2 separate regions of the Mus musculus genome follow, and region 2 is linked to region 1. The links are chromatin loops, found by intact Hi-C in ENCODE. Cell type or tissue: left cerebral cortex. All regions are shown on one strand. Links, peaks and the distances in the headings refer to the core of each region. The heading gives the core; the rest is flanking DNA.

What was found. Hi-C counts contacts between places; a loop is a spot of excess contacts. Peaks named below come from ENCODE experiments on the same cell type or tissue, not always from the same donor. Only the 100,000 strongest peaks of a DNase experiment are listed, where the experiment ranks them.
Region 2: a loop joins it to region 1, with 10 times the contacts of the local background. A loop is called at or near these places in 20 of 42 quality-filtered maps.

Annotation. Positions count from the first base shown.
Region 1 is chr9:121,380,385-121,388,384 of GRCm38, forward strand. All of the region lies in intron 1 of Trak1 (trafficking protein, kinesin binding 1), which reads left to right. Among named protein-coding and RNA genes, the nearest start is that of Trak1, 17 kb to the left of the region's middle. In left cerebral cortex, for the core only: CTCF peaks have their summits at 4,911 (motif pointing right) and 5,115; DNase peaks (open chromatin) are centred at 1,668, 1,965, 2,328, 3,109 and 6 more places; H3K4me3 peaks cover 4,100 bases; H3K27ac peaks cover 6,621 bases.
Region 2 is chr9:121,598,092-121,613,911 of GRCm38, forward strand. Lyzl4os (lysozyme-like 4, opposite strand) reads left to right here. Exons shown (of 4, transcript NR_040740.1): 2 at 843-962; 3 at 4,754-4,854. It also overlaps a transcript of Lyzl4 not described here. Among named protein-coding and RNA genes, the nearest start is that of Lyzl4os, 19 kb to the left of the region's middle. In left cerebral cortex, for the core only: a CTCF peak has its summit at 7,540 (motif pointing left); DNase peaks (open chromatin) are centred at 2,971, 3,555, 4,464, 7,534 and 1 more place; H3K27ac peaks cover 886 bases.

The sequences.
Region 1 (8,000 bases), core at 1-8,000:
GTGTGGGTTCAGGGGTTAAATTCAGGATACCAGGCTTGGCAGCAAGTGCCTTTACCTCACTTCTTGCCTGGCCTGTGACCAGATCTCCCTCCTGTACCTGTTGTTGCACAGTAGAGGACACATAACCTGTTTCATGAGGGATTCTGCCCCCCCCCCCCCCCCCAGAGCAAAGGTTGAGGAATCCTAGCAGACTGGCTCTGCCAGTCTCCACTGATCTCCAGACCCGTCCATGTTTCCACACGGCTGGCCACGCTTTTTTTTTTTTTTTTTTTTTTTGATGTTTTCTGCACTTCCTGAGGACATGGAGTTCAAGGAAGGTAACACCTCAGAGAAGGCGTGAGACCAGAACCAAGCTTGCCCTGTACGTAGCCTCAACCGTGTCTGTCGTAAGCGGAAGGGAGTTCCTGTGAATCCTGTGAGCCATTTAGGCAGATTAATTGAATCTACCGAGTGGACTGTGGGAACCTAGATGCATAGACCCTCGGTCAAAAGCACAGGTAGGATTCTGAGGCTTGCTGCTGAACTCAAGGGGTGCATTTTGGGGATCAAGCCTGTGTTGTGTGGGATCTGACACTGTCCCTAGGCAGTGGAGACTTGAACTAAATCCAGGGCCCCCAGTGATACTGGCTGAGGCTTGGGTTGTAGTGTGGGGAGAGACCCTGGGCCGGAAGGGGTTCCTGTGAGCCAGTGGGGGGGAGGGGTGTGCCAGAGAGTAGGTTTTTTTTCTGTATCAGCGGGATCACCTTTAGTTTTGATTTTAGATTGTCTCGTAATTGGACCGAGCTAGGGTCACTCGACAGAACCAGACCCAAACAGCCTGAGTTCATGTTTACCATGAGCCCACCTGTTCTGAATGTAGACGTCAGTGGAATAGACCTTTAGTGTATTACAGACTCGTGTGCTGTCAAAGCCTTTGTCATTTCCCACTTGTCTTGCCAGTGTATACTCTCAAATGCCTAACATTATCTTCCTCTTGTTGTGTGTATCTGTGTGCATGCGTATCTCTCTGTGTGTGGTGCATTGTGTATTTGTATTCATGTTGGCATGTATAGGCACACATGTGTGGGGGTGCACTTGCACACGTGTACACACTCACGTAGAAGCCCAAGGCTGATGTGGGGAATCATCCTCTATTGATCTTTCACCTTAATTATTGAGATAGGTCTCTGAATCAAACCAAGAGCTCACTGATGTGGCTAGTCTTACTAGTCAGCTTGCCTTGGGATCTCCTGTCTTCTTTTTGCCCCTGAGCCAGGGGCTTTCCCCATCCCTTGTTTGCCATTGGATTCTAGACATTGTATTTGTATACGTTTGTGGTTCATTATCGTCTTAAACAACAACACTTTTCACAAGTTGTGTTAAAATACACATAACAGTTGTCAAAGAACACATTTAAAGCACATCGTTCTGGACTGTTGAGCACCTGAGCACCGCTCCTTTACATGGGCAGTTCTGCGGTTTGAACTTAGCTTCATGCATGCTAGGCAAGCTCTCTACCAGTGAACTTTTGTACCGCTAGTGCATTTACATACTGCACACTCACCACTGCCTGGCTCTGGACATTTTCACCCAAAGGAAGCGATCTCTATTAATAGTCGATCTTCCTTAGCCCCTGGCAGTGCCCAGTCTTCCTTTCCGTGGTGGGTGGACAGTCTCTAGGCGCTTTGAAGGAAAAAAAAAAAAGCCATGCCGCTTGTGGTCTCTGTGGCTGGCTTCTTTCACATCCTCTGATTTCAGGGGACATTCACGTTGGAGTGCCTGTCAACACTGCATTCTGTCTTTATGGCTGACTACTGTTCCATTGTCCGGGTGTACTGTATTCATTTATCAGTTCTTAAGTCTGGCGACATCTGGGCTTTTTTGCCTTTTAGTCCTGTGAATAGCTCGCTGCGAGTATGTTCGTATGGTTCCCTCAGAACAACTTTTTTCAGCCTGGGAGCCAGCAGTAGAGATTGCTGTGGCATGTGGCAGCTCTCATTTACTGAGGAGCTATTGAACTGTTTCTCAGGGCCACACCTGTGCTAGGCAGAGGGCAGCATTAACGATGCCAGCGGAGCTTCAGGCTCTGGCTAACCTGAGGGGAGTGGCTTTCTTCCCAGCTGCCTTTTCTGGTGGTGGTCACTGTCTCACCCCTCTGAGTGTTCTTAACAACGTCTCCTCCACGTAGGTTTAACATTTTGGTTGTTGTAAAAGCCACACACCACCCATTACCTAGGGACAGGATTGCGTCCAGGGAGATATATCGATAGCCGATTGCATCGATGTGTGGGCATTCCTGGGCGTTTTTGCCCACAGTAAGGCAGCCACGACGTCACCAGCATGAGACCATCTGCTTTGCTATGGGCATTTTGGAGGCGTCTCGGCAGGTCCCTCCTCCTTCGCTTTGCCCCGCTTTTTGCTGCCCGCTCTGTTGCACAACAAGCCAGCATGCCCACTTGAACCACGCCACATTCAGTTGCTCAAGGTTGCCCTTTAGCCTCACACTGGAAACCCTGTTTCTGTAACCGAGTGGGTGGACTGGCTGCCTCAGCACAGCTGCTTGTCAGGGGTATGTATCTTAGGAGCCTGTGTGAGGGCTTGTATGTGTGTGTGCATGTGTGTGTCGGGGTGGTGGGCATATCCGTACCCCTGAACTGGTTGCTTTTTGGATACCGAGTTCTTCAGGTGCTTAAGGCTTCAACCATTCTAGAGAATCTCCAGCGTTGTTTGTTTCTCTGAAGCTTAGCTCTGTTGGCTTTTGCTCTCCAGTTTCCTACATGCTTGTCTGCCTGCCTTGTGCTCCCGGAGACCCTCTTTGGCTGCTGAGAGTATGGGGGACCTCAGACACAGAGCCCTACCTTCTGTCTTGTGCCTCCTCAGCCCAAAGTTCACCCAGTACCCTGAGGCCTTCCAGTCTATTGGCTTAGCCCATAACACGCCCTCCCAAGTCTTCCATCCTCTGGGTGGTGCTTAGAGCCAGTACAGTGTGTTCTGGCTGAGGCCAGCAGAGCCTTGCAGAGGATCTGCAAGGTCTTGGTTACCAGGGTCTAGAAGCTTTTCAGACAGCGTAGGAGCCATGCCCAACGCGCATGTGCCAGTTTCCGGCCGGCCATGCTCAATGCGCATGCTTGGCTCTGTGGCGCCACAGCCTCTCTGACCCTGCTTGCCTGCATCCACTGACGTGTTTGAAACAGCAGATGGTTCTGTGAGTCTCCTGTAATCTGTGGAGTTAAAGCATCTGTGCTAGAGAAGATTAAGTGCCAGTGGCTTCAGCCTGCAACACAGAGAACAGGAAGATGGTGTGCCCCAGCACTGTGCTCCGTAGTGCAAACCCTTCACAACAGGCAAAAATAAGTGATTGTGACAGCGTTCCCCAGAGAAGTTTAGGCTAGTTCCCAACCATCCTGGTCCCGAGGGAAGAGTGTTCTAAGTCGTCTGTCAGCTAGCTGTAGATGGCCAAGTGTCTCCTGTGCTGCATGGCATATGAGTGTCTTTGGGTCTGTACCCTTCAATCCTCATAATGTCCAGGAAGTTGTAATGGGGTCCAGGTCTCTACAGAGAAGGTGAGGAGCCCTGCGCAGCTTTGACACAGCGTGACCACTCACAGTTGCTGCCAAGGGTGACAGGACAGAGAGAGGATTGCTCCCTCCAATCAGCTCCTCTTGGGAGCCAGGATTAGACTGGGGCCAGGGTGGGGATACTTGGTGGCTGAGCAGTGGGTTGGAGAGGGACTAGGAGGAAAGGTGAAGATGGGGGGAGCTGGCAGTTTGGCCCTGTTTGATGAGTGGCTCTCGTATGGGCCCTTGCTTGTCTCTGTTAATGTAGCCACAATGTACTCCCAAGGCCTGCAGTGACAGGCAGGGTGGGAAATCCCAGCATACAGACTTGTTTCATGTGGCCTTTGTCTACTTAAAAACTTCTGAATTAGTCTAGCATGTAGAAATCAAGGGATTTGAGGGACTAGCAAGATGGCTCAGCGGGAAAAGGCACCTGCCACCAAGCAGGATGACATGCGTTTGGTCACCATGATCAATGTGGTGGGAGAGAACTGATTTCTACACAGGTGCACCGTGGCATCTAGGTCCCCAAATAAATAAATAAATAGATAGATAGATAAGTAAAGTTAGTAAATGTGATTTTAAACGTTAAAGAAATCAGGGGATTTTGTGTAACCATTCAGATCCTGAGTCTTAGCGAAGTCAGCATTGGAGGACAGAGAAGGTGGGTGCTGCCCCAGAAGAGGCTCCGCAAGCCTGTGGCCCTCCCTGTATCTTTTCAGAGAGCTTGCTGGTGGGCAGAGAGTGCCTTCCTCCTGCTACTGTCCCACACACAGAGGAACTGAGTCCAGAGAGATAACGATGAGGCTTGTGTGGGAGTTACAAGGCGCAGCGTGGGCAGGACGGGGCTGGGGCCCCTTTCTCCAGACTGTTTTGCCCACTTCTACAAAGTCACATGGGCCATTTTCACGCAGCCAAATAGTGCGCTTTGAGCATGCTCACTCTGTACTCCCCTCCCCTCCCTCTCTGAGCCCTCCTACCTCTTTCCACCAGCTTCGTTCCCCTACAGTCTAGGGCCTAGACAGTTTTCCCTTTCACATCACCCATGCCTCCCTGGTTTTATGTATCTACAAAATCTAGGAGCTACAAATGGAAGAGAACGCATGGCGTTTGCCTCTTTGAGACCACCTTCATTTGCTTAGTACAGTAGCCTCCAGATGCATCTGGTGACGTGACTTCCTCCGTAAGGCTGAAAGCGTTCCACTGTGTTTATATAGATCACGCTTTCCTTCTCCCTTGCTCTGAGGCCGGACACCCGGGCTGGTTCCATCTCTCAGGTGCAAAGATCTCAGGGATGCGCTGACTTGGGAGTCTTGGGAGAAGCTGGTCACATGGTTAGTTTGGTTTGGGTATTCTTGAAGCCTTGCTATGCACTGTCTGTCCAGAAGGTGGCAGTGTGGCGCCGGCTTCCTCTCCCTGGTTCTCCAAAGCCGCCTTCTGACTCCCTCTGTTCTTTCCTTTTGCCTTCTTGTTTCGCTCTCTTTTATCCTTTCCTTCCCTGATGGCTTCCCCGTGTCTCCAGATCTGCAGAGTGGTCAGGGGTGTTTGTGTCCTCTGTCCCCTGACAGTTGTGCAGTTAGTGCTCTGTTCTCTGGGACCAGAACCCTGGGCTTCTGCGTGGTCCTGAAGCAGCAGGCCCAGAATCCTGGGGGTGCATCCCTTCTCCATCTGGCGACAGCCACCTCAGAGCAGTTATGTACCCTGCGGAAGAGGAGACCTCCTCCCAGGGAGCCTGACTTCTGAGATTCCCTGAGTTTTAAATTTGAACACTAGAGTCATCGTCTCTGCTGTAAGGAAGAAAACCTGGTAGATTAAAATACAAATCAGCACAGAACAAATTCTCAGGTGGAGGGGCCTCCTCAAAGCATCCAGTCTGAGTCTGTGGGAATGGAGAGAGCCACCTCTATATTCCGAGATCCCTGGGGCTCCCTGTATTGTCCCCTCCCTCCCAGGCAGCTCCCGAGAGGTGCCTTCATCTTAGAAGGGGGTCATTCCAGACCTCAGGGCTTGGGCAGTTCCTAGGGGATCCTGGGAGTAGACTTCCATGGCAGGCGTTATATTGGCCTCTGCCTGGGATGTGGGGGGACTTCTGCTGTCCTGTGACACTTTTCTGTACTGCTAGACAGAGAGCTAGGGCCATGAAATGACCCCGTCATGGGATGGCGGCACCTCCTGCATGCTGAAGCTGGCGGCAGCTCTTCCTGGAGGATGAAGAGGTCTGCGGGCTGGGTTTGAGGCTGGGCTGGGACTCTTGAGCCCTTTCTCCTGAGTGGCTCTCGGTTAGTGGGGAGGAGATACGGAGAAAGCCTTGCCTGGCGCTGTTGTGTAATTGTGTATGTGCCGAGGCCTGTGAGAAGCCTGGGGGAATTGGTCAGGCAAGGTTCACAAACTCAAGCTGACATTTGAGTGACATTTTAGGGTGCAGCGGTATGGGTAGCGAATATTCTAGAGGTGTCTAAAATAGCTGATTAAAAAAAAAAAGATTTCTGTGTGTGTTGGGGGTGGGGAGCTGTGGAGAATGGCAGGAGGTTTGTGTGTCCTGATGTAAGGGAAGCGAGAGAAAACAGCAGGGGCCGGGCTGGGAAACGTGGTTCAGCTGTGGGCTTGGCTGCTTCATAAGAGGCAGGGCTGTTTGCGAATCATGGCTCCCATAAGGCAGGTGTTCATGTGTCTACATGGAAGGTGCCATGTGTGTTCTCTTTAGTCTACATGGAAGGCATCATGTGTGTGCTCTTTGGTCTACATGGAAGTCACCATGTGTGTGCTCTTTTTAGCTTGTCCAGGCACCCAGGGCTGATACAGCCCTTGGCATTGCCTGTGTGACTAAAGATGGCTAGCACCTGCAAGCTGGGCAGGTGACAAGGGTTAGGGTTAGGGTTAGAGCCTTGTTAAGAACAAACCTCCCTTCGCCCATATGTGGAGGCGTCCACCCGTCTCCTGGTGTGATGTCATGGGACACCCTAAGTTCCACACACAGGCTTCCAGAGATGGACAGTGGTAGCAGAGGGATGGCCAGTTAGTCACTGAGGGCTCCTCAGACTAAACCTGCACCTGCTTAGCTGCCTGGCCTTGACTAACAAGATCACCCATGCTCCTTCCTCACCTGTGAAGCTGAGCAAAGAAAACCTCGTCCTTCGTTTCCAGCTGGGACAGTCCGCAAGCACCTGTCTGTGGGTCTCCAGTGTTGGCAACATTTCTACAGGTTCTTTCAGTGTGTGAGCTCTCTCTTCATTCGTATATAGGTGCATGAGTGTATGAAAACGTGTACCGAGGATAGAGAACAACCCTGGATGTCGCTTACCTCGGACACTGTCCATTTTGTTCGTTGAGGCAGGGTCCCTAGCCTGGCAATTCCCAGGAGGACTATGCCAGCTGGCCATCGAGCCTCCGGGATCCACCTATCTCTGCCTCCCCAGGGCTGGGATTACAAGTGTGTATCACCACGTCCAGCCTTTTTATGTGTTTTCTGTTGATGGAACTCGGGTATCCTCATGCATGCCTGGCAAGCACTTTACTGACTGGGTTTCTCCCCAGCCTCAGTCCCACGAGTCGTCATAGTTCTTTTTTTGTTTTTTTTTTTTGTTTTGTTTTTTCAAGACAGTGTTTCTCTGTGTAGCCCTGGCTGTCCTGGAACTCACTCTGTAGACCAGGCTGGCCTCGAACTCAGAAATCTGCCAGCCTCTGCCTCCCAAGTGCTGGGATTAAAGGCGTGCGCTACCAGGCCCAGCCTCGTCATGGTTCTTTATGCCACTTTTACCCAGCCTCAGACTTCCATGTGTCTTCTCAGCCCAGCGTGCTCATGTTCATTCTTACAGGAGTTCCCAGAGCCTTTGTCCCTGAGGTCAAGGAACGAGCTCCTTGGCTGCCTGTCCTATGTCCTAACTTTCTGTGCTGTGAAAGCAACTGCAACATTGCTTATGTATAGATGGTTGGCCGCATTATGAAAAGTTCAAATACTCTGATGTTTGAGAATGCATTTTGGTCCAGTCTTGGAAGAACAGGTCGAGTCCCAGTGGCTGAGCAAGTGACAGTATGGTCACAAGTGACATGTTATTCTTAGAAGGGATTTCCACACTCCACCTACCCTGGGCTCTGTTCTCTTCCCTACTGTCAAACACCACAGAGACACCAGAGAATGGCAGCCTGTTGTGTGGGTGTTCCTGTGGGAATGTGTTGGTCCCCTGCCCACTCTCCTGCAGACAGGCTGCCGCTGCCTTTGGGGAGTGGGGGTGGGGCAGCTGTACAGAGCTGGTTTGGTCAGATCTCTATTTAGCCAAAAGATGCCACTGACTGGCAGCAGCTGTCTTGAGCCCCAGTCCTCTTCCTCAGGTTTCTCAGGTAGTGGCCATGCAGTAGCTGAGGGTTCTACAGAGGTGGGGACTGGCTGCTCACCTTGTAGTAGGCCTGCAGTGGAGGGTGTTTCCTTGGGGACTGAGTGGGAAGAGAAGGTCCTTGTCTTGGGGA
Region 2 (15,820 bases), core at 2,958-10,957, 220 kb after region 1:
TGGGACAAGGCCCTGTCAAAGAAAGAGGGAGAAAGGAAGAAATTGAATTATTGAGTCCTGGCTCTCTGTCTCTCTGTCTCTCTGTCTCTCTTTCTCTCTCTGTCTCTCTCTCTGTGTCTGTCTGTCTCTCTCTCTCTGCTACTTTGTGTGAGGGTTTCACAATGGGAAAAGCCTCCTACACTTCAAGATGAATCAGGACTCAGAGGAAATGAGTAAGAACTCATGACCAGGGCCTGGGCTCAGTGATGTGGACGGAGTCCTCCACTTATTGCAGACACTAACTGCAGCCAACAGATTATTAGCAAAAAATGAAGGATCTCAAGTGCCAGGGTTATTTATAAAGAAACAGCTTCTGTGGCTTTGATAAATTTATCATGAAATGTCGTGCTGAAACCCAGTCCAGCCAGAGCTCAGTACAGCTGTGATCACAACTGGAGACATGCTGAAGGTTCTGGATGTAGGAACATCAAACACCTGAGTATGTGCATGTATGTATGAGTGCACATGTGAATGCATGCATGTTCTTACATGTGTTTGTATGTCTGTGTGTTCCAGCATATGTTTGTGTGCACATGTATGTGCATGTGTGTGCAAGCACATGTATTTATGTGTTTTGCAGGTGTGTTTGGGCACATGTGTGTGCAAGCACACATGTTTACATTTTGTGCAGGTGTATATGTGTGTGCATGCATGTATGTGTATGTGTGCATGGGCACATGCAGGGATAAAAGAATCATAAACTCTGCAGAGCAGAGGACGCTTTGGAAATAGCCCTTCCTAGGGACTGTGAGTTAATTAAACCTCCCCTTTAAAGCCTACTTACTTACTTTTCCTCCCTACAGGCCCTGAGCATATTAGACAAGCCCACAAGACCCATCTTTGTGGGTTTATGGGATACTAGCCAGGCTGCTGGACAGACCTGCCATCCCACACACCTGGCACAAGAGGACAGAGAGTCCAAGGTCAGTTTGGTCAATGTAGTGTGACTCTGTCTCAAAAATAAAGTAAAATAAAATAAAATAAAATAAAATAAAATATGACTGGGGCTATATACAGCTCAGTGATAGATCAGTAGCCCAGCATTTGCAAAGTCCTGGGTTCAATCCCCAGCACTGCTAAATACACACACATGTATACATAAATGGTATGGGAGTAAAGGGAGGGTGGGAGAGATAGGGAGGGAGTGGGGTAGGGCTTCTAGGCACCAGGTGTGGGTAACAGGAAAAACAGGGAAGAACTCTCAGTTCCAGCCAGAAACCTTGATCCCAAAGACAGCTCGACCCCATCTGCCAGCCTAGGGACTCTCCTTAAACACAGAAACTGTCGTTGATACTAAGTTAAAGGACTAGAAAGCCAGAAGTCAGTGAGGGAGGTCAAGATCTGAACAGCCTGTACCCCACTGTGCAGGGTTGTGGTGAAGTTACATGTCTGAGCCCATGTCAGGGACACGGGAAACCATCTCTTATAACAGTGTCAGACGCTGCTGTGGAGAGCTGACGATCACCCAGCTCCTGAAACTCTTCCGGCTCATAGTTTTAATGAACTGCCAAGTCCTCACCACCACCACCCACCCCTACCTCCTGGGGACTGCAGGCAGCCTGACTGCAGTCATGCAGCACAGGGTCAGGTGGTCAGTCACGTGGCATGGGTCAGGTGATCACTAAGCCTGCTTCTCTCCCTTATAGGACACCCACCTCCCTTGGCGATCTGTAAGAGTAGATTCCTAGAGGGTTAAGGAGGTGGATCAGTGAAAAATGGGGTTGTTCTGAAAGCATGAAGACCTGAATTCGGATTCCTAGAACCCACTAAAAGCCATACATGGTAACACACCCCTATAATCCCAGCATTTTTACAGCAAGACTGGAGGCAGAGACAGAAGAGCGCCCTGATAAACAGGTCCACGCCCTGAGGTGTGGGGTGTTCATAAAGCTCTTAGCTGAACAGTGAACCGGGACCTCCTCTCTCTGCTAGCTACTCCTCTCTCTCCCCAAACCTAAGAACAGTGAATGTCCGGTAATGAAGGTATGTCTTCCACAGCCTCAACCAGTACACAGCAGAGACCAGGTACCAGTCTGAGCATACTCAGCTTGGGGGAGAATAGTGAACACCAGCCAAGTCAGAGGAGAACTGCAGCCAAAGCAGACAAACATGGCAGGGCTCAGGCAGCCACTGGTTTCTGAGAAACAAGCAGCCGGCTTTCCTACGCTGCTCACTTGGCTTTTAAATAAGGTTTGCTTTGTGCTCACAGTCCTCAAGGCTCTCATACCATGTGTTAAAATCCACTCCAGACTGTGAGCTCCACGTCGAGATGGCTATGGCACCCAGAGTGTCACCTTCCTTCCCTGTCTGAATCATGTGACTTTAAACTTGTCCCCTTCCCCAGCTCTGTGAAAATGAGTCTTCCTTTGCCTCTGGTGAAAGCCGATCCTCCCAGGAAAATGTATGCGATCTAGTTGAGATTTATGCTAATGGCCCTCAAGTCTCTCTGATTCAGTTTAGATCTTTTAAAACGCCTTGATTAAATTTGGATTTTCCAAAAATGTCAGAGACTTTGAATCAGGAAGTGCAAATTCGTTGCAAGTTTGCCAAGTGTGGGACGCTTCTCTTCTTTCAGTCCTTCACATCCTTTCGTGACTGAGACCCGTGGTTTGCACAAACGGGTACATATTTAGCCTGATGGCTGAGGAGAAACACTTGCCAGAATTACACGCTATCTCCCTTGCTTCACAGGCTCCAGGCAGGATACCTCAGAGGTTAAGGCATACTTGGGTCTCTTCAGCCCCCTGACCTCATCTGCACATGTCAGGCTGTGACTTCCAAGTCAGTAGCTCCTCCCTTAGGAAGACAAGGGCACATTGCAGCGAAATCTCTCAGAAGTGAGATGGCTGAAGCAGGCAAGCGTCAGAGCCTTCCCCACATCTCAGGGCTGATCCACCAGCATTGGAAGACAGACTGGGATTCTCCAACACCCACACTTGGCATCAACAGGTGGAGCTGACACAATGACAGCCCCCCTCCGGGAAGCCAATTTTCTGGCAGAGGATGGGGGAGGAAGCTGTAAATGGCCCAGGTTCCCCTGTCCTTTGCAATCTGACAGCAGCGACAAGCAATGCCCAGTGGCCATGGAAACAAGCTGGAGCAGGAAGGACAAGTGTTGGAGATGTAACAGAACACCCCCACCCTCCCCCACCCCCCTTGGCAGCTGAGGAACATGCTGAGACCTGATGGGACGTTTCCTTCTGTGTCTGAGGACACAGCTCAGCTCCAACAGCTGAGAAACCCTGCAGGGAATCTGAACAGGACCAGGAGCCAAAGCTTGACCCGGCTTTTGAATTAACTTATTTTATGTTGCCAGTGTCTCAAGCCTAGGCTGGCCTCTAACTTGCCATGTAGCCAAGGATGGTTTTAATAGTTGATCCTCCTGAGTCTACCAACTGAGCACTGTTACAGGTCTGTGCCCTGACTAGTCTTATCCAATGCAGGGAATCAAACCCAGGTGTTCCATGCGTGCTAAGCAAGCACTGAGTTAGTACGAGGAATCCCTGGGCTGTACTTGCCAAGTATCTGTAGGTAATAGAAAATCCCAATTGGTGGCTGAGACACATAGATTTTGAATTTGTTGGCGAGCCGGCACAGCTGATGTGGCAGCTCGAGAGTCCATTGCAGAGTGCCTCAGCATTGCAGGAAGCTTCTCGTAGATTCCCTGCACCCCAGATCCTTTCACTGGGCTTGTCATGGGTAGAATCAGCAAAGAATCAGAATGGCTTCCCAAGGATTCCTCACAAAGCTGACATGAGGGACTGGGATGTGGCTACGTTGGTAGACTGCTTGCCTAGCATACACAGAACACCTGGGTTTGATCCCTTGCGTGGAGTAAAATCAGGTGTGATGACTCAAGTCTGTCAACCAGCATCTGAGCGAGGAGGTTGAGGGTTGGGGGAGGGGAGGCTCAAAGTCATCCTTAGCTAGGTAGAAAGTTTGGAGTCATGCTGGGCTACATGAGACCCTGTCTTTAAAAAGGAGGGAGGGAGGATCTTAAGTCTGAGGCCAGTCTGATTTACACAGTAAAATCCTCTCTCTCTCTCTCTCTCTCTCTCTCTCTCTCTCTCTCTCTCTCTCACACACACACACACACACACACACACACACATATACACACACACACAAAGTTGCAAGGTCTCTTCCCACCCCTCCCCCAACTCTGAAGCAACCTCCACATGACTTCTTTTTTTATCCTTAATGTTTTATTACATTTACTTACTGTGAGTAGGACCACGGGTAAACCAAGGCCCACACCTGGAGATCAGGGACAGCTTAAAAGAGCTGGTTCTCCCCCTCCACCATGTGTGTCTGGGGATTGAACCAGTGCTGTCAGGCCTGGTGGCCAGGCCTTTACCCAGTGGCCCCACTGTGTGGATTCTATCACAGAGGTTGGGCTTTCATGTTTTAGGACTTCAAAGAATTAGAAACAAAATGTCATCTCCCTTGGCATTCTGCCCCAGCACCCGCAGCCTGTTGCCTGTTGCTGCTAAACCACAGTTTGCAGATCCGTTCATATACTGAGAGGCATCTGCACCATCTCCAGGTTCAGGCTGCTCTTGTGTTCTGCTCATTGCTTTCCAACACTCTTGGTTGAACCCCAATTAGAACCTCAGGGCAGATAGACCTGAGTAGTGGGGCACAGAGACATTCAACTTCCTATGTAATTGCAGGATCATTTTGTAAAGTGTGGCTTTGCATTTCTCACTCCCAGAGGCAGTATGCAGATGTCCAGCTGCTTACATGAGGAGCTCTGGGAAGAGCTGAGAGTAGCCCAGGTCCACCTCTGGACCTGGAGGGCCCAGGCCTGGCCAGGTGAGTAAATGGAACTCCAGCCTGGATGTGAACCACACTGGGGGTTGGGGGAGTCTATGGGGTACCACCCAAGTTCTGGGTAGGAGTATAAGGGTGCCACAATTGCCTTTAGACACAACTTGACTTTTACAGTCAACTTGACACAAACGAGAGTCATCTGGGGAGAGGGAGCCTCAGTTAAAGAAACTGTTTCCACTAGATTGTCTGTGGGGCATCTTCTTGATTAATGACTGGTGTGGGAGGGTCCTGACCTTTGTGGGCAGTGCCATCCCTAGGCTATATAAGAAAGCTATCTGAGCAGGAGCCCAGGGGTAGGGGAATCCAGTAAGCATTCCTCTGTGGTTCCTGCTTCAAGCTCCTGCCTTGAGTGTCTACCTTGTTTTCACTCAGTGATGGACTGTAAACCTGTCCATCTTAGCTTAGTTATCCTACAAAAATAAACCCTCTCCTCCCCAAGTTGCTTTGGGTCATGGAGTTTATCACGGAAACAAAAAGCAAACTAGGATGCCCTCCCTGGACCTTGAATGCCAAGCCTTGGCAAGATCAGCAGGTAGAGCCTCAGAGCCCACAGAGCAGCAGAGCAGTGCAGAGCATGCTGGGAACATTCATCTCTGGAGAGGGCAGGCTCAGCGCTGGACTCTCTTGCAGCGCTGGACTCTCTTGCAGGCCTCCAGGCTCACTGAGTACCTGTGGCTCCTCAGCTCTTCTCACCATGTCCCAAACCTCTTTTCCTGCCCATGGGCTTTGCTTTCTCCAGCTTCTCATTTCTATATAACCCTACCACCTCAGACATACTTTCTCTTTTAGTTCTCTTGGCTTTGCTCTCATGGTCCTCTGTTCTTGGGCCCCTCTCTCTTCATCCACTTGCACCCCCTTGGTCCTCCACATTTACTCTCTGCCACCACCACCCCCATGGCCCAGTTCAGTCTACTGGTCATGCTAATCCACTACTCTCTCTCTCCCTGTTCTAGACTCTTCCCAGTGCCTCTGGCTGTGCTTTCCCTGACATCTACAATAAAACCTCCCCCTTAACCATACCTTGGAGAGTTATGTCCTCATTTCAGGCAACTATGCCCTTGTATCAAGTACTTTACCTACTAGGATGCCTTCCAAGTCCTTAGGATAAATCTAGACAGACTGGAGAGGTGCCTCAATTGGTTAACAATGTACACTGCCCTTGTGGAGGACCCAAGTTCAGTTCCCAGTATTCACATTGGGTGTCTTACAACCACCTGTAACCCCAGTTTTTTTTAAATTCAGGTACTGTATCCATATGCACAAACCCACACACATATATGCACTATTTTAGAAGCCTTTAGAATGTATCTAAACCATAACAAGCCCTCAATAAAGTATGAGCCTGAATATGTAATTTATACATGTATGTACATAAATAATATATACATATATCTGTGAATACAATAATATACGCATGTAAGTATAATATGATGTGAAATTGATACATGTACATACATAAACATAATATACACATATATCTATGAATAAAATATATGCATGTAAGTATATGGGCAATACTATGTGTACATTATCCCGTCCCGCGGGATTCAGTTATTCGTGGGTGCGAGGGGGACCGAGAACCTGGAAGGAAATGGGAATAAAAGAAAGAAAGTCGGAGGACCAAGTAGATATGTCAACCTATCAAGGTCTCGTTTATTAGGCTGAGGTGCCTTCTTTTTAAAGCATACATCGCGGGGAATATGGGAGGGGTCGAGGGAGAATTATACAAAGAACAAAGAAGTGGGCATCTGCTGACATGGGGGCCGAAATCAGGCGCCAGGCAGCGGGCACTCTGGATCTTATCTCTGGAACATAGATCCTCCTTGACAGCCTTGGGGGTCAGGCTGGGCTCAGGCGTAACTCGTGTCCTTGGATGGCATGGGAACTCAGGAAGAGATAGGGAAGAGGGGACTATAATTCAGCTTTACAGCCTCAGGTGCCAAGAAAGGAATAGGGAGGAAGGGGGGTGATAACCAGCTCTTAGTACAATGCCATTTGGCCTGTTAGGGAGATTGTGAAGGGCTCACTTTCTCACGGGATGGTCTCTGACAGTACATATATAAACAAATGTACATGTACAGCATAGCATGTAGAAAGGAGAAACAGGATGAACACTAGGAGATGAAGGGCTGACTGCAGCTAATGGATAATTGGGTCATGAAAGACAATAGTGAGCTAATGCTTTTCTAGTTTTAGCTCTGTAATGGAGTCTTTGTTTTCTGGTGGTGGATAAGTACATAAAAGTAGAATGGATACTAGACATATGGAATGTGGCATTCTATACCTCTAGCATGGCCACTCTAGTTTTAGAGAACGTCACTGAGATGTGGACCTGGCTAACCTTGCTGTGTGACGTCTTCTATTTATCATTTCTTAACAAATCTTAGCTTTAAAGAAATGCAAAGAAAAATACAATATGACCCCAAGAGTGCCAGACAGCTTGCCTGCTGTAGTGGTAACTCAACTGGTTTTGCATCTGGAGACCCACAGAGACACCACTACATTACACAAGAGGAAATCCACAATCCCAATGTCTTGCCCCAGGCCCAGAGCCACTAAGGGACAAAGCAGTGATTGACACTTCCTGGTGGTGGCTGCAGAGCCTGGCTTTTCTGTGTTCAGGCGAACTTGATGAGGGAATTATGAGCAAGATGACACTGCCATCTAGTGGGGACTCTGCCACACAGCCCAGGGCTTCCTCTGGGGTCAACCACACAATGATGTCCAGAGAACCCAGGACCACCATAGGACAGACACACTCATAGAATATTCCCTGGAAACCTGGTCCCAGAGAGCTCATGATTCTAAAGTGAGGGCGTCCTCTTCAAAGAGAAGAAACCTGAGGTCAGGGTTTGCAAAGAGTTGTACACGTCACTAGTACGTCTGCGTGTAGCTGTTCACCAGACCCATCAGCTCTGGTGCAGGACACGGAGATGAGGCACGGGATAGGCGCATGTTGAGGAGGATGGAATAGAGGAACTTGAAATATAGAGCCTGTACTAATTACTCTCCTCACCGCCGTGACAAACGCCTGGCAAAAGCTTACAAAGAGGGTGTGTTTGGGCTCATGGTTTGAGCTTAGTCTACCATGGAAGAGGGAGGCATGGAGGCGGGGCTGTGAGGTACAGAGTCAGACTGTTTCCATAGTCAGGAAGCAGAGAGATGGATGTTGGCATCCCACCAGCTCCTGCTTTTTATCCATGCCCTGGCCCATGGGAGGTGCCACCCACATACAGGGTGGATCTTCCTCAGCTAAGCAGCCTCATCAGGCATATCTCCTAGGTGATTCCAAACCTAGTCCATCAGATAATGAGGAGAAACTAGCTCAGGGCACTGAAGTGACTGACAGCCCCTCTCTTATGTTGTCACCTCTGGCTCTTCTACATCAACTCTCCAACTTGGGATAATATGGAAGAGAGACTCTAAGGAGGACCATGACCCTCTAGGTCCTGCCGATATGCTTAGACTCATATCTCCCCTGCCCGGCTCACACCTAGAACAGTGCCACATTAAGGGTATACACCTGCTTACCTCACACCCAGCCACACTGGGGGTTCACACCTGCCCAGCTCACACCTAGGACTGTGCCACACTGGGAGTTCACACCTGCCCACCTCACACCCAGCCAAACTGGGGGTACACACCTGCCCACTCACACCTAGGACTGTGCCACACTGGGAGTTCACATCTGTCCACCTCTCACCCAGCCAAACTGGGGGTACACACCTGCCCACTCACACCTAGGACTGTGCCACACTGGGGGTATGCACCTGCTCACCTCACACCCAGACACACTGGGTGTGCACACCTGCTCACCTCACACCCAGACACACTGGGGGTGCACACCTGCCTACCTCACACCTAGAACAGTGCCACACTCGGGGTTCACACCTGCTCACCTCATACCCAGCCACACTGGGGGTACATACCTGCACACCTCACACCTAACACAGTGCCACACTGGGTGTTCACACTTCCTCACCTCACACCTAGGACAGTGCCACACTGGGGGTTCACACCTGCTTACCTCACACCTAGGACTGTGTGCCACACTGGTGTTCACACCTGCTTACCTCACACCCAGCCACACTGTGGGTACACACCTGCCTACCTCACACCTAGGACAGTGCCACACTGGGGGTTCACACCTGCTTACCTCACACCTAGGACTGTGTGCCACACTGGTGTTCACACCTGCTCACCTCACACCCAGCCACACTGGGAGTGCACACCTGCCTACCTCATACCTAGGACAGTGTCTCACTGGGGGTTCACAGTCACTTGGTTTTCATCTCACAATACTTTACCCTCTACTTATCCCTGTGGTACACACTGCAAAGAAACCTTGCATTCAGCCCTCGTACAAACAGGGTCTCTGGGGCACAGCCTGCAGATTGCCACTTGGATAGTACCTCGTCGGGTTGTACAACTGAACAAATCATCTACTGCTTCATTCCATCCACGTGAATGCAGGTGGACCTGGCCTCCAGGACAAAGTTGGCAAGATGGTGCACTTTAAATTGCATACAACTAAGCGGTTTTCTACCTGCAAGAGATGAAGGTGATTTAAGCAATTCTAAGCCAGATGCGAAGTCTGCAGACACACAAAGTGTCAGATCAGGGTCAGATCTATGAGTATCCCAGCCTGATCCCCTTGTACAGTGGATGCATCTATCCCCTAGGCTCTATGCCACCATGGCCAGGCTGTCCCTTTACTGGAAAATATACAACACAGAATCTCTCCCAGGCACCCCAGCCTCAACAGTCACCAGGTGACCAAAAACCCATCATCAAGACAACTCAGCCATGATTCACACTCCACAACCTCTGACGAAGGGCTAATGACAGTTAACATTGGTTAGCAACTTGGCAACATCTAGAGTCACCCAGGAGACTGACTTCTGGGCTCCATATTGGATGATCTAGACTAGGTTAGCTTCTGTGCATGCCTGTGAGGGGTTGTCTTGACTAGACTTTTGAGGTAGGAGGAGTCACACTAATAGTGCATGTTAGCATTCCCTGGGCTGGGAATCTGGACTGCTCAAAAGACTTCTACCTGAACAGCAGTGTACAATGCTCTCTCCTCTCTGAATATGGGCACAGTGTGACTGACCTCAGAGCTCTGCCAACATGCCTTCCCCACCATACCAGGCTGTGCTCTTAAACTGTGTCATAATTAGTTTTGTTGCCTTGACACAAACCACGACATTCCTGGGAAGAGAGAATCTCAATTGTGAAGCTGCCTCCATCAGACGGGCCTCTGGGCATGTATATGGGTGTCTTCCTAATTGCTAATTGATAGAAGAGGGCCCAGCCTACTCTGTTCCCCAGGAAAAGTCACACAACAGCTATGTTGAAGTTGTCACAACAGGACAAAGGTAAAATTTGTAAAGCAAAACTCACTAGGATAATGTGGGTCTAGTGTTGGGTTTTCGTTTGGGGTAGGACGGACAACTTTCAGTTGAGCAATTTTCAATGCTCAAGGAAGCCATGTGTCTTTGTGAAACAGGCAGTCAATGAAGGCTGATGGGTTCCTTTGTGGGGTGTCTGAGAGGACCTGACACCTCCAGAGTGGTATCCATGATATATCTTCCTGTATCCCTTCGCTGTGAAGAACTGCAGCCATGAATATAACAGCTTTGGGGTCCTTCCATCAAATGATTGAACCAGGGAGTGATCACGCACTTGATCATATTCACCTAGAACTCCCACATTTACCCAAGGACCACCAGCATGCCCCTGTCCTACCTCCATGGGTCCACATGCTGCCTGCTGGAATGTTGTCTAGTCTGTTGCCGTGCTGGTAACCATAGCTGCTCCTGAGTTCATGAGAGCAGTAGCTATGTTAGGTCCAGAACACCGTATTCTACCGCCCTCCTCCCCATCCTCCAACTCTTACCCCCATGGTGTTTGCTGAGCCTTGGTGGTCGAGGCAGGGGCAGCTGCTATTCTCTCTGGCCAGTTCTGAGTCCCTGCAGGGAAAGCTTTTCTGACTGAGGTTGAGGATGCTATTTCATTTGAAAACAATTGTGCAGTTTTATAACTCCACTTGGATGGAGCCTACCAGTTCCCCCCCCAAGCCTTTTTTAAAACTTTTATTTATGTGCATGGGTGTTTTGACTGAATGTATGTTTATGTACCACATACACACCTGATACCTGCAGAAGCCAGAAGAAGGAATCAGATCCCCTGGAAATGGAGTTATAGACAACTATAAGCCATCATATGGATGTGAAGGTTAAACCCAGGTTCTCTGGAAAATCAGCCAGTGCTCTTAAATGCTGTACCATCTCTCCAACCCTCTAGTGTTCTCCTTGATGATAGAAAATGTGAACAAAAATGCAAGACTCAGAGGATTCTGAAAGGTGGACTTGAGGAACATACCCACAATGTGTCCTCTGCTTCCTATCTCTGCCTCTCGCCTCTCCTGGACTGGGTACTACACGCATTTCTAACCCAGAACTGTTAACAGGCACAGGCATACAATTCTAAGAAAAGCCTGATCTCGGTAGCCTGAGGACCAGGGCTAAAAGCGGCTTAACAATAGAAAACTTTAGCAATACTTCCTTACTCCAGCCAAACACAACTTGCCCTTGCCAGTGGGGGTGGGGGTGTTACACCCAGCTCTCCTTTCATGGAAGTCAGACACAATTGGGTCATCATGTTAGGTGACATTAGTAAGATTGAACAGGGAGCTAATGGTTCCCTCTCTGCCTGGCAGAAACAGGCAGCACTCCAACTTCCCTACAAGGTAGCATCCAGCAGGGAACTGAACCTCAGCTGCCATACAACAAACAGCAAGACTAAACGAGATACGGGTACAGAGTGAGACTTGACACCAGGAGGCTTCACTTCCTCTTCTGATGTCAGCCAGGTCCAGAGAGGCACTGAACCCAACTGGTTCAGTTCAACTCTTCTGATGTCAGCCCTCACTCAAGTCAGTGAAACCCATCAAGGCATCAAAAGATAGACATGGTCACCATTGAGCTTCCCTTCCCTTGCTGGAGTCAGTGAGACCTCACTTGAGAGTGGAATGTCCATGTGTGCCCAGTAGCAATAAGACTGAATGAGGCCGTGCGAAGGAGAGCAAGAAACAAGTTAGCACTGTGTGCCTCCTCAGAGTGAGCATCACCTGTTTCCTGCAGCCAGAAAATACCACCAGTGGGGCTAGGGTATAGTTTGATAGGATACCTATCTCACACGGGCAAGGTCTTTGGTTCAGTTCCTAGCATGGCAAGAGACAAGGGAGAGATAGGGGAAGAGGGAAAGGGAAAACTGGCTTGTTCTGATTCAGTGGGGAACTGAGTTCAAGCCCTCACTCAGGGCAAGGCAGCATGAGCTGGTACCTATAGCAATTACTTTCTATTCTGTGATCAACACGCTATGGCCGAGGCACCTTATAGAAGAAAGTGTTCATTTTGACTTACAAGGACTCACGATGATGAGATGTGGCAGCAAACAGCAGGCTTGGCAGCTGGGGCAGGATAATGAGAGCTCACACCTTTTACCAGAAGCATGAAGCAGAGAGAGAGCCACTGGAAATGGTGGGAATATTACAGCTCAGAATCCTTCTCCCAGGGACATACCTCCATACCTAAACATCCCCCAAACAACACTCACTGTCGCTGTTACTGTTCTAGTGTTGTGAGGAGACACCATGGCCAAGGCAACTCCTACAAAAGAAAGCATTTCACTGGGGGCTTGTCCACAGTTTCAGAGGACAAGTCCATGATCATTATGGTGACCATTAGGATGCTGCAGCAGTAGCTGAGAACTTTGCACCCTGATCCATAAGCATCAGGGAGGGAGAGGAAGGAGAAGGGGGAGAGAGGGAGAGGGGAAGAGGGGGAGAAAGGGAGAGAGGGGGGAGAGGGAGGAGAGAGGGGAGGGGGGAAGAGGAGGGAGAGAGGGGATGGGGGGAGAGGGGAAGAGGGAGAGGGAGAGAGAGAGAGAGAGAGAGAGAGAGAGAGAGAGAGAGAGAGAGGAGATATTGGGCCTAGCATAGGCTTTTGAAACCTCAAAGTCCAGTAACACACTTCCAACAAAGCCACACCCCCTCCAATGAGGCCACTCCTCCAATGAGGCCACACCTCCTAATCCTTCCTCAAAAGTTCCACTAACTGGAGACCAAGCATGCAATCATATGAGCCTATAGGAGCCATTCTCCTTCAAAACACCACAAGCACCAATAACTCAGGACCAAGTCTTTAAATACATAAATGTATGAAGAACACTCTCATTCAAACCACCACAGTAGCAAACTTTCCCTTGGCTAGCTGTCAGTGGGCTAAAGGTTACACCATCCATAGTTAGGGTCAGAATGTAGTCTGTATCAAAAGATTTGTGTGCTAGAAAGATGGTTCTCCATATATCAATACTGAGGGGTAGAGGGACTTTAAGAGGTAGGGCAGAGGGGGGAGAGACTGGGGCAGGCAAGCACCATCTCTAGGGATTGAGAAAGTACTCTCAGGCCTGGGTTAGTTCTCACAAGGAGGAGTTTATACAAAGTGAGACTACTCACAGGCATGGACCCTTCTGCACACTGCCATTCCATTATCACCTCTCCTATGTTACACCAATGCCAGTACCAATAGTTTTATGTGGTAGTCAGGTTTCCATTGTCTTTTCTGATGGGCTGTTGGCTTGCAAAGTTAAAAGTTGGATGCTGGAAGCAGCTGGTACTCCCAGCTGTAGACCACTGAGACCATACACTTCCTAGAGCCAAACAGAGCTCTAGACTGACTCCATCTGCTTTCTAAGCCATGCTGACACTTCTGATGACTTTGGGCTCTTTTTTATAACATTATATGAACACACACACATACTTGAACAGTGCAACTGTCCTGGCTGAAGCAAGGATAACCTAGCCTTTGGCTATCAGACTTTTGAAACATGGACCCAAGAAATTATTGTTACCCAAGAATCTCATGCTGGAGGCAGGGGGAGAAAAAGCCTGAGTGCCAGGTGCCAGCCAGAGGAGGAAGAGATCTCACATGGTCCTGCAGAGTAGAATGTGGACAAAGATGGGCTGGGGATGGCTGTGAATGCCCCTTGATGAGTGGTGTGAACACACCTCCATGGGTGTGAACACCTTGACCTGGTCTGTTGGGTTATGCATACCTCTGGCACTCTATTTAAACCTGAACCTCCTGTCAGGCTCCTGCAGATGGACTTGGGGGCAGGGGCATCCACTGGACTTCTATGAAGTAAAAACTTCTGGTTCTTTGTAACGTTAGTTATGACAAATGATGTTTTGCTAGGCACACAGGTGAAAGGATGTCTTGCTAAAGCAAACACATAAAAGACTGTTTTCCTGAAGCAGACATGGGTGAAAGGATGTTTTGATATAGCAAACATGTGAAAGGATGCTTGATAAAGGAGTATAAATCTGACCCCACAGACAGTGGGAGATGAGCACTGGGCCTTGGTTTGGTTTGCTCCTCCTCACTATTCTTCAATAAAGACACACATGTATTGGTTCGCCTTACATGGTGGTGTTGAGTTCAACTTGTGGTGATGTCGCCATTGAGAGAAGCTCGCCCAAGAACTGCTCCTGAGGTTCCTGCGACAGATTGCAGCTCCTGCGGCCTTGCCTTAGGATGATTGGTGATCCTGGTGGTTTCATCAGGATTGAACTACAGCTGCCTGGTATCTGCTTAGTGAAAGAACTATTCAGTAGCTGCCAGTGTGTGCCTGGTGCCTGCCTTCCTGGAGGACTGGTCTGCAGCTTCTGAATTGTATTTGGTATTTGCTATGGGACTAAACTGTCAAAGAAGATCGAGCTCATCCCGAAAGAACTATTGCTGAACAGCAATCTACTTCCCCCAGCTCCTGAATACTTTTCTCTTCCACTACCTCTGCTGGGTGGTGGGCAAGAGGAGAAGTTGAACCTTATTAGAAGTAGGTTGCAAAAAATTCATGCCTACACCTGTGTTCCCTTCTCAGTGTGGCCACAATTTTTCCCAGCATAATATATATTTGGTTTTTCAAGACAGGGTTTCTCTGTATAGCCCTGGCTGTCCTGGAACTCACTTTGTAGAGCAGGCTGGCCTTGAACTCAGAAATCCGCCTGCCTCTGCCTCCCGAGTGCTGGGATTAAACATGTGCGCCACTATGCCCGACCTCGTAATACTCTTATTACTTGGGGCTTCACATCATGCTCACACTCACTTCTCGATCCTCCCAGTTCTGCTCCTCGCCCCCACCCCTGTCTTACAAACTATCCCTACTGAAAAAGAAGAAAAAAGAAAAACCACAAGTCCAATTTGTGTTGCCCATATGCTCACTGGAGTATGGTCAGACAGACTCCCCGTAGCCAGCCCCTTAGGAGAGCTGAGTCCTTCCCCACCCGCAACCCTGTCAAAAGCCATCAGCTGTGGAGAGCCACACTTCAGCATTCCTATCACAGTTGTTTAAAGTGTTCTCTTTCGTGGTTTCCTGTCTAGACTGTTGCTTTGGGGAGGGGGGAGTGATAAGGGTGCTGTGTTTTATAAACGATAAGGAGAGAAGGAATGTGCCTGGTGGATGTGCAGTCAGGTGGGGGAGAAGGGGGTGCCTCTGTGGGCCCATGCTGAGGTGTCCCTTCCCCCTGAGGGACCAGCCGCAGGAAGGTATAGTATAGAATAGAGTTTATTCAGGGCATGGGAAGGGAAGCAGCGAAGGTAGCAGAGACAGAGAAAGGGAGAGAGGCAGAGAAAGAGAAAGAGAGAGAGGGGGGGAAGAGGAAGAAGGAGGAAGAGGAGGAGGAGGAGGAGGAGGAGGAGGAGGAGGAGGAGGAGGAGGAGGAAGAGAGGCCGGCCATGAACAGGTGGAGAGATAGGGGAGGGGAATGGGAAGAGGAAAAATCGGAGCAGGGGACAGAGCAAGAGAGGGGGGACAAACAGCCCCTTTTATAGTGATCTGGGCATATCTGGCTGTTGCCAGGTAACTGTGGGGCAGAGCCTAGACA